Regions from separate parts of the Homo sapiens genome. Here region 2 is linked to region 1. A link is a loop called in an ENCODE intact Hi-C map of the cell type or tissue named here. Cell type or tissue: HepG2. All regions are shown on one strand. Each heading gives the region's core, and the rest is flanking DNA. Links, peaks and the distances in the headings are about the cores only.

Region 1 (5,385 bases), core at 310-5,309:
AACTCATTAAGCACTCACTGTTTCTAGGGGTACGTTTTAAAGTTACTTTTTTTTGAGACACAGTCTTGCTCTGTTATCCAGTCTAGAGTACAGTGGTGTGACCTCGGCTCACTGCAGCCTCGACTTTCCAGGCTTAAGCAATCCTCCCACCTCATCCTCCTGAGTAGCAGGGACTATAAGCATGTGCCACCACATCTGACTAATTTTGTTTATTTTTTATAGAGATGGGGTTTCACTATATTGCCCAGGCTGGTCTTGAACTCCTGGACTCAAGTGATCCTCCCACCTCGGCCTCCTAAAGTGCTGGGATTACAGGCGTGGGCCACCACACTCGGCCTAGAGTTACTTTTGCATGTTTTTCAAAATCCCTTCTTCAAGACAGTCAATGTTTTTTATGATTCTTTGATATCCATAGCCCTTCTACAAAGCGTGCTATGCCTTCTTTAATAAAGTGGAATTCTATGCCCTGTAATTACTCTGTCTCTTTATTTGCTGTCATATTTCCCAATCCCTCAGACTCATTTCTTGCTCATCCGCTCTTTTTACTCTATACTTATTTCCCTTGAGGGTTTGCGAGATTTAATAAGCTTTTATAGTGCCAGATATTATGCTAGCAACAACACTCCACAGATAAATAAGACAGAGATCACGTGTGTGAAGACGATAGTTAAATGAATAAGATGGAAAGTAGATTAATGCCCAGCCAGGACACATAAGCTGTCACGCTTCTCAAAGCAAGGAGGAAAATATTAGAGACACATAAAAGATGGGGATTTGATTCAGTTTGACATCTCTTTCTACAGCAGCAGGATGCATTTATTCCATCAGTGTCCACCGTGCCCCTAGAATCTGCCAGGCACAATGTGGTGCCTGCGTCCTGGTAATCTCTCCTTATTTCTCTCTTGTAGGATGAATAAGCTTCTTTTGGAGGTACGAGCCCATTTATCTCTCTCTCTCTCTCTTTCTCTCTGTCTCTCTCTCTCTCTCTGTGTGTGTGTGTGTGTGTGTGTGTGTGTGTGTGTTGAACAATACTCACTTTTAAATGCATGAACAAATGGAGAGACATCCTGGAATGTGTGGCTAGTGTTGACAACAAGCTGCTTCTGCTGAATGTGACACAGTCACCACCGCTTTGAACTACATTTTTTTTTTCTACCCGTGTTACTGCATCTCCAGAGAACCATGCTGACACATTTTTCCCGTACATTCTCACTGCTGCCTATAATCCATCACTACAAAGAGAGGCCTTAAAAACTGCACTCAAGGGAGACATGATTTCCTTTCCCTTTCTCTGTCAGAAAAGCAACTCATAATAGGGAAGGAAAAGATTGCATTTAGGTTAAAGGAATATAAATAAGAAAGAGTCTGCCTCTTTCTCTCTTTAAGACGCTAAGCCTCAAAAGGGTTCTTGGTTTTAAAAAGGCCATCACCCCTTGACCTACACTAAACATTAATATTATATACCTGGTAATAAAGCCAGAGGATTTTTAGTGAGAGCTATGAAAGGGAAAGGATGGCTAAGACAGGTTTCTTTGGTGGATGAAAGTCACAGGCTCATAAATACAACTTTGCGAGGTTAGTCTTGTGGTTAGCTAGTACTTAAAATTTGTGATTCCCTCGACTATATGGGTTGACGGGGGAACTATAGACTTTTTCTCAGACAAGACAGCAGTGCTCAAAATTACGACTTGAAAACAGAAACGACCAGAATTCCTAAGGTGACCAAAAAGCCCCACAGAACTGTGTTAAAACTGTCCTCATATTTGGACACATGTACTGAGTAAGAGGGGAGCCCAGGGAAAAATGCCATTTTTGCCTTTTAAAAATTAATTTTGCCATTGAAAACAACGTTATAGCTTTTAATTTATTAATCAAATAAGATTTTCATTGACTGGACAAAATTTCCACCAACTTACCCCACATTTAACTGGTGTCAAATGATTATTTAGCTAATGCTTATTATCAGTCATAGCTTAATACTTTCACTGCTAATGCTGGGTAGAAAGCCTAAATTTTTAAAATATTTGAGCTCCTTAGGTGCACTCAAGCTAGGGTTCCGTGTATCTGCTAATTTAAATGGCTAACAAAAGCCCCCAGTGAACAAAGTCCCCAGTGAAATGCGGTGCAAATCTCTATGTCGCTACTGATGCAGCTGTAGGGTGGGGGACTGGAGGTTTGCTCGGCATCCTCCCATTTTTGAAAACTGTTTACATGCCAGACTTGAAGCTTCCTTTTTTTTCTAACTTCTCACAAAGTACGAAGGCACCTACTCGCTGGCTGTGTACAAGGAGCTTTGGTAACAGCACTCATAATTCTGTGGTTTTCACGGTCAAGGATATTATTTCTCTCTGCTAAAGAAGAGGGCTTCGTCCATGTCACATTCTCTCTCTTTCTCTTTTTAACGTGATTTGACAGCTTGAATCCAAAAGGAGGCTTCACAATTAGAAGAAAGGGATTGAACCACAACATCTGTGCTAACAGCCCCCATCACTGCTCTAATTAGAATTCCCTTATTCCATTTCTGTTTCTCAGGAGAGGACAGGGGGCTTTTTAATTGGGGCTATTAGAAGTTCTCTTTACACAATGACACCCTCTGCTAAGGGAAGGCTCCAGCGAAAGCCATGCCCACTCTGCAATTACTTCTTGCAATTCTGGGGAATAATGGTATCTTGTCTCATTTAAAAATAAATCTAAGTCTTATCCCTATTGCTTTCTCTCCTCTGCCTACTCACATGAATTTCTTCTTGCCAATTAAGCAAACTTTCCATTATTTAAGGAGATAGTTTAGATTGCTACTGTCCCCTGATAATAAGACATATTAAACTGGATTTCATTTGCCCACAGCTCTGTTATTCCAGATACAAGGCTAATTTACATAAGCTCAGATCTCAGATCTTGAGTTTACTGTGTAGTGAAACCATGCAGCTTTGGAATTTCCTGAGTGCTGTTTTGTTTACATGCCACAGAACTTACCTGAAAGAACCTGCACATTCAATGCTCTCAGTTTCTCCGAATCACTTCCTCTTAAGAGAACAGATGTAGGTTTGTCTCTATGACCTATTCCCAGAAAAGAAATGAAGTATTTAGATGATAAACAAGCGCATTGTTAACATATATTCCCCATGTTGGTTCAAAGGATTACCAAAAAGAATGGAGCCATTCATGGCCAGGCACGGTGGTTCACGCCTGTAATCCCAGCACTTTGGGAGGCTGAGGCAGGGAGATCACGAAGTCAGGAGTTCGAACCCAGCCTGGCCAATATGGTGAAACCCCATCTCTACTAAAAAATACAAAAATTAGCTGGGCGTGGTGGTGCATGCCTGTAGTCCCAGCTACTCAGGAGGCTGAGGCAAAAGAATCGCTTGAACCCAGGAGGTGGAGGTTGCAGTGAGCCGAGATCATGCCACTGCACTCCAGCCTGGACGAAAGAGTGAGACTCCATCTCAAAAAAAAAAAAAAAAAAAAAAAAAAAAAAAAAAAAAAAAAAAAGGAAAGCGACAGCTCTTATACACAGAAAAGTATATTTTTATCTTATTATATACATAGATATGATGTGAAGAATATTCAATGTATGTTTAATATTCAATAACATTTAATGTGCTAAGTAGTGTGACATTTTTTATTACTTTGTATGCTTGGATTTGCAAGCCTTTGAAAATCACTAAGTCTGTCATTTGGGCAGATATTTGTAAGAATTTAATTTGACTCCCCACTACTGGTCTCCTTCTAGACATTTTTTCTAGCTCACTTCTATCTCTCTTTGCTTATAGCTTTTCATATGGGAAAATGGGTCAAGAAACTCAGAACTATACACTATTTATAAATAACACACATTTACTTTAAATAATAGAATTTTCAAAACTAAATACCCTACATCTTAGTTCTGACATTTTACTAGCTGTGCAGCTTTGGATAAACACTTAACCTCTCTAAGTCTCAGGGGATTTTTATCTACAAAATAAAAATAGCATATATCCTGTTTACACAGTTTAAGAATCTAGTGAAAATGCTCTGAAAATGGTTATTCTACAAATAAACAGTATTGATTATGTTATTAACCACTGCACAAAGGGCTTTATTACTAAGGTATCAATGATAACACTTGATATGAAACTGCTCTCAAAAATATCTGCAACAAATACCTAGTCAAAAGAATGAATTGCAACTTTACTGAAACCTGGAGGCAACCACTTGTTCTGCCTACTGAAATGGCTAACACAGCCTTGCCTGGTAAAGAAGGAAAGAGTCTTGGGAAATCATACAACCACCACAATACTACTGTCCTTTAATGAAAACTAATTATGCACTAGACACTGTGGTAAACTTTGTAAGTAATCTCTGTATTTCCTTACCTCAACCCTGTGTGGTAGTGGTGATTATGCTTGTTTTACAGAGGATGTAAGGGATGCTCACATAATTTAAATAACTTGCTTAATGTCACATAGCTAGTAAGTGGTAGTACTAGGACTCTAACATAAATCTATTTATTTTTAGTGCCTATTCTTATAGTAATACATCTTGCACTGTCTTTAAGAGACTAGCTACTCATATTATGAATTGTCCATTGGGCCTGATAGTCATCCATTTTATGCACTGGGGACATGCCAGTAGAGCCAGTATTTGCATGGGTACACACCGGTAGCATCATACCAGTAATTTACAATCAATGTCCATCCTGATAGGTGGGTGCCTAGGTCATACGAGTTATTAAATATTTTTAACGTTGCTCCTACTGTCCTGATTCCTAATTTCTAATTTCCTTTAGCTCAGCCCTGCCAAAAATCTGATACCCCCATGCTTATTAAAGATCGACTCTGCCTCACACCCGTCACCTACAGCCACTCTGCTCAAGATCTCCAACTCTGAAATTCTTGTTTTTGTGACTGAGTCTTGCTCCATTGCCCAGGCTGGAGTGCAGTGGCGCGATCTCAGCTCACTGCAACCTCCACATCCTGGGCTCAAGTGATTCTTGTGCCTCAGCCTCCCAAGTAGCTGAGATTATAGGCTTGCGCCACCATGCCTGGCTAATTTTTGTATTTTTAGTAGAGACGGGCTTTCACCATGTTGGCCAGGCTGGTCTGCTGGTCTCAATCTCCTGACCTCAGGTGATCCGCCTGCCTCAGCCTCCCAAGGTGCTGGGATTACAGGCATGAGTCACCGCGCTCGGCCTGAAATTCTTTATCCCCACTTCCTGTTCTTCTCTCTCTCTCTGCCCTCACTTCCGCTAAGCCCTGCTCAATGTCCAGCTCATCAGCTTCTTCCTATTCACCCAGTCTTTCTTCTTCTCTTACTTGCCCGAGTAGAAGAAAGATGAATGAAGCTCCTTGCATGCTGGAACTGTGTTTTATCTACGTTTTTATTCCTTGAGTTACCAAGAATCACCAC
Region 2 (5,385 bases), core at 1-5,000, 51 kb before region 1:
ACAGCGCGCTGTATTGAGCAGCTTCATAAAGTAGCAGAATTAATTCTTCATGGACAAGAAGAGGAAAAACCAGCTCAGGACCAAGCAAAAGTTCTAATAAAGTAAGTAAATGTTACTTTAAATTCTTATTTTCCCAGTTTTATATATAGGTACCATTCAGATACACACATACACACCCACACCCTCTAAGCCACTAGAAGATTCAGGTTTCTTTTTGTTTGTTTTTGTTTTTTGTTTTGTTGAGACGGGATCTCACTCTGTCACCCAGACTGGAGTGCAATGGCATGATCATGACTCACTGCAGCCCCAAACTCCTGGGCTCACGTGACCCTCCTGCCTCAGTCTCCCCTGGAGTTGGGACCACAGGTGCGTGCCACCACATCCAGCTAATTTTTTAATTAATTGCAGAGACCAGGCCTGGCCACGTTGCCCAGGCTGGTCTCAAACTCCTGAGCTCAAGCAGTCCTCCTGCCTCAGCCTCCTAAAGTGCTACGATTACAGGCATGAGCCACCATACCTGGCCAAAGATTCAAATTTCAAGTCAACCAATTCCATTGTTCTACGGTCATCTTAAGAAATAAGGATTTTTTTTTTTTTTTGAGACAGAGTCTCGCTCTGTCACCAGGTTGGAGTACAGTGTCACGATCTCAACTCACTGCAACCTCCGCCTCCCAGGTTCAAGCGATTCTCCTGCCTCAGCCTCCCGAGTAGCTGGGATTACAGGTGCGCACCACCACATCCAGCTAATTTTTGTATTTTTAGTAGAGACGGGTTTTCACCATGTTGGCCAGGATGGTCTCCATCTCTTGACCTTGTGATCTGCCTGCCTCGGCCTCCCAAAGTGCTGGGATTACAGTCGTGAGCCACCACGCCTAGCCAGAAATAAGGATTTCTTTAGCAAGTGCATTATGTTAGCAAGAAGAAGACTTAACTAGCCATTCTAGGAATTATTTATGAAGAGATTTAAGGGAAAACACACTAAATCATTGCATGAGGCGTGAAAGTACTTATTTAATAGATCAAAGTCTTAGAAGTAAAACCTTTTGAGGGTAATTACATTTTCAACATATACATGAATAGAGAAAGGACACTTTAATGTAACTTCTAGCTAGATTCACAAAATAGGCAAATACACTCCACTGCTCCTGGGGACTTATACCAGGTCTCCACGTTCCAAACTCCAGTGATGACGGTCACTAATATTAACCAGTTCACTGTGGGTTGTATGTGTGCATGTATGTGTTGTCCTATATCATGTTCTTCAATAAATAATAGCTATTATCATTAGTTTATTAAGTAAAATTAAAATATATGTGTAACATATATGAATATGCAATCTAGTGAATATACATGAAAATAGTTGATATGGAGCATTCATGAAAATAGTTGGTATGGAGCTGAAAAATAAGCCTTTAACTTTTATGCACATGACTGTATACTGTGATGTGGAAAATTAACATAGGCCTAAGTACCCTCGTATTATTAGACAGACACAGGAGCCAAAATAGAGCCCCTGAAAATATCCAGGGATGGACACACACAGGTCTCAGCACACTCAATTTGCTAGCTAACTAGTCTTTGCTTATTACTGCTTTGACATTGTCGGTTGGGGAGTAAGTTTTTAGTGGAAAGATCTTCCAAAAAGTCAGCATTAGTGTCTTTGTACTGGCGGCATTTTTCCTCACTTGTAAAGATCCGTCATCTAGTCTAGATTTCCATATCTAAGGATATAAAAATCAAAGTTATTATAAGAACCACAGAATCCCCACCTTAATATTCCTAGAAAGAATAGGCACTTGCCTAAACATTTAGAAGGAAGAGGAAAGGACAAAGTCAGGGAAGTTGAAAATGCTGAGGACAATCTCTAGGTACTGGTTTATCTTTGCAGTACTAATTGGAAAGAAGAGGGCCAAAGTTCAGAAGCCCCTAGGTATGGATAGTGACCTTACTCTTTGCTCCTTTCTGATTCCTAGCCCTGATTGTCCTGACCTTACCAAGCTGCACCCAGTCCCTGATTTGCCTGTACAATAAGTGCCTCCCCACCCACCTGCCCAAGAACATAGACTGAATGGCTCTGGGATATCTCCTGGCTTTACTCTTGGCCCTTTCTGCAGACAATTTTTGGATGGATGGGTGGGTGGGTGGATGGATGGGTGGATATAGCTCATAAAACCTATATATATTAGATAAGGCCTCTTTTATCAAAGCAAAACTTACCTCTACTGACTTTACTAGATATTTTAACATATAAGATTCTTAACTTGGGGTTATCATTCCCATAGCATTTTAATCACTATTCATGAGTGCTGTATGCACTAACTGATAGAAAAATATCAGACATTACCTACATTACTAGGTAATCAGATTGTTTTCAGTTTTTGTCATCATCCATAGTGTTAGGATAAATGTTGTTTTTGTTAAATATTTGTGTGTATCTTGCATTGTTTTCTTGGGATAAAGTTCTAGAAGTGGAATGCCAGCATAAACTTGGAATTTTGATATCAGTATTAAAAACACATTCTACATATTCTACAGGATCTTTATTTTGAATCATATAATAAAAACATAATCAAACTATCCAGAGACACCTGAGTTTGAATCCCTCCTCTCCTGCAGGTCCTAAACAGGTTACCTAACTTTCTTACTTTTTTTTTTTTTGAGATGGAGTTTTGCTCTTGTTGCCCAGGCTGGAATGCAATGGCATGATCTCGGCTCACTGCAACCTCCACCTCCTGGCTTCAAGTGATTCTCCTGCCTCAGCCTCCCAAGTAGCTGAGATTACAGGCGCCTGCCACCACGCCCAGCTAATTTTTTGGTATTTTTGGTAGAGACAGGGTTTCACTATGTTGGTCAGGCTGGTCTTGAACTCCTGACCTCCGGTGATCCACCCACCTCGGCCTCCCACAGCTGAGATTACAGGCGTGAGCCACTGTTCCCCGGCCACCTAACTTTCTTAAATGTCCGATTTTCCATCTATATAAAATGGAAATAATAATATAACCCATAAGGTCACCCTGAGGATTAAATATGATTAGGCACACAAAAGTGCTTAACATAGTGCCTCAGTGAATGCTCATGATTATTTTGAAATGACCAAAAAGCTGGAAACCAGCCGTCTGGCCAGAGTGTATAAGCTCTACACATGTGGAGCTCAAGCCTGATATTTTCCTGCACATGATTTTGATTCTAAAAGAGGTCAAGTGAGTTGGATGATTATTCTTTAATTAAGCATGGAAAGAAAACCAGGATTAGATTAAACTGTGATTGCGAATCATGGAAGATGATTAAGGAAAACCGCCTGACTGCACATTTCTGTAGAGCATCTTCAAGCATGTGTGGCATTCTTTTAAATGTCATACTGAATTAGTATCAGAAATGGTCGTGACAGTTAAATTATTTTACCTTATTGAAAACATCCAAGCTTTTTTTTTTTTCTTCTTTCAGATTAACTACTGCAATGTGCAATGAAGTGGCCTCTTTATCAAAGAAGTTTACGAATTCTTTAACCACTGTTGGGGTAAGATTACAGTCTTGAATTTTTTTCACCTTTTTTAAGGGAAGTATGTCTGTGAGGAAATGTGGAGATGCAGCGCCTTCTTTAGTAGCTCCATAAAACTGAAGCTATGCCATGATGTAAGCTGAAGTCAGGCCAAGAGTAACTTCTCTAAGGACAGGCAGCTTAGGACTCTCCTGACTGGGTTCTAGCCTTGAATCTGCCATCTCAGTCTTACAAGATGTTGGGTGAGTGAGTTTTCAAACCTCTGTGGCCCTTATTTTCTTTGTTTTTGTTTGTTTGTTTGTTTGATTTTTGTTTTGTTTTTTTTGTTTTTTTTTTTTGAGACGGAGTTTTGCTCTGGTGCCCAGGCTGGGGTGCAGTGGCGCGATCTCGGCTCACTGCAAGCTCTGCCTCCCAGGCTCACGCCGTTCTCCTGCCTCAGCCTCCCAAGTAGCTGGGACTACAGGCGCCCGCCACCACACCCGGCTAATTTTTTTTATATTTTTAGTAGAGACAGGGTTTCACCGTGTTAGCCAGGATGGTTTCGATCTCCTGACCTCGTGATCCGCCCACCTCGGCCCTGCAAAGTGCTGGGATTACAGGCGTGAGCCACCGCGCCTGGCCTGTTTGTTTTTTTTAAAGTGTCAGATGAAGGTTCCTTTTATTACTTAATATCTGTGATGTATGTACTTCAGAATCTCTGGTAAAATTATTAATTTTGAATATTCACTGTTGCCCTCAGAGCCTACTTTATAAGCCATGCAAGATAAGAGTTTTCATTTTTTTTTTTTTTTTTTTTTTGAGACTGAGTCTCGCCCTGTCGCCCAGCCTGGAGTGCAGTGGCACAATATCGGCTCACCGCAGCCTCCACCTCCTGGGTTGAAGCGATTCTCCTGCCTCAGCCTCCAAAGTAGCTGGGATTACAGGCACACGCCACCACGCCCAGCTAACTTATGTATTTTTAGTAGAGACGGGGTTTCACCATGTTGGCCAGGCTGGTCTTAAACTCCTGACCTAGTGATCCACCGGCCTCGGCCTCCCAAACTGCTGGATTACAGGCATGAGCCACCGCGCCTGGCAGAGATAAGAGTTTTCTTTGCTTCATTGTGGCACTTGACTTTAACCAAAAGAAAAAAATGTTACTGATTGGCTCAAGTGTTTCTATTAACAGGGTAACAAGTCTGAAAGGCTCAGCATTTACTTGGAGGTATGGCCTCTGGTTATTTTCTTTGGAAATCAGTCATGTTATTTAGCTTCACCTTAGTAGGCGCAGAGAAAAGTGGAAAATATTCCCTTTCACCTTCCTGTTTTTTCTCTTTAAAACACTGGATGCAAAGTCTAATGATGTTCTCCATGAGAAACAGCAGGTTTACTTCTTATTCTAATTAGGTTGTTTTCTTGGTTTCAAGTATATTAGTTTCCTAGGGCTGCTCTAACAAAGTACCATAAACTGGGTTATTTTCTCGTGGTTCTGGAGGCTAGACATCTGAAAGCATGGTGGTATCAGGGCCTTGATCTCTCCAAAGCCTCTAGGATTCTTTCTTGCTTCTTCCAGCTTCTGGTAGCCCCAAGTGTTCCTTGCCTTGTGGCTGCAAAACTCCAGTCTCTCTCTGTGTCTTGACATGGCTGCTTTCTCCCTGTGTCTCCACATCACCTTCCCTCCATGCATGTCTGTGTCCAGATTTCCCTCTGCTTATAAGGACACCAGGCCTATTTGGTTAGCGCGTGACCAATATGACCTCATCCTAACTTATCACACCAGCAACAACCCTATCTCCAAATAAGGTCACAGTCTGAGGTGCTGGGGGTTAGGACTTCAATATGTCTTTTTGCAGGGTACACAATTCAAACCATACCAGGAAGCAATAGAAACACATTCTAAAAAATTT

The links. Hi-C counts contacts between places; a loop is a spot of excess contacts. Peaks named below come from ENCODE experiments on the same cell type or tissue, not always from the same donor. Only the 100,000 strongest peaks of a DNase experiment are listed, where the experiment ranks them.
Region 2: a loop joins it to region 1, with 1.8 times the contacts of the local background. A loop is called at or near these places in 7 of 110 quality-filtered maps.

Annotation. Positions count from the first base shown.
Region 1 is chr4:38,983,363-38,988,747 of GRCh38, forward strand. TMEM156 (transmembrane protein 156) reads right to left here. Exons shown (of 7, transcript NM_024943.3): 5 at 2,974-3,057. Among named protein-coding and RNA genes, the nearest start is that of TMEM156, 46 kb to the right of the region's middle. RefSeq lists an enhancer at 4,917-5,385. In HepG2, for the core only: no CTCF peak of the experiment used is centred there; DNase peaks (open chromatin) are centred at 1,109 and 3,039.
Region 2 is chr4:38,932,274-38,937,658 of GRCh38, forward strand. It overlaps FAM114A1 (family with sequence similarity 114 member A1), which reads left to right. Exons shown (of 15, transcript NM_138389.4): 12 at 1-101; 13 at 3,445-3,517. Among named protein-coding and RNA genes, the nearest start is that of MIR574, 67 kb to the left of the region's middle. In HepG2, for the core only: no CTCF peak of the experiment used is centred there; no DNase peak of the experiment used is centred there.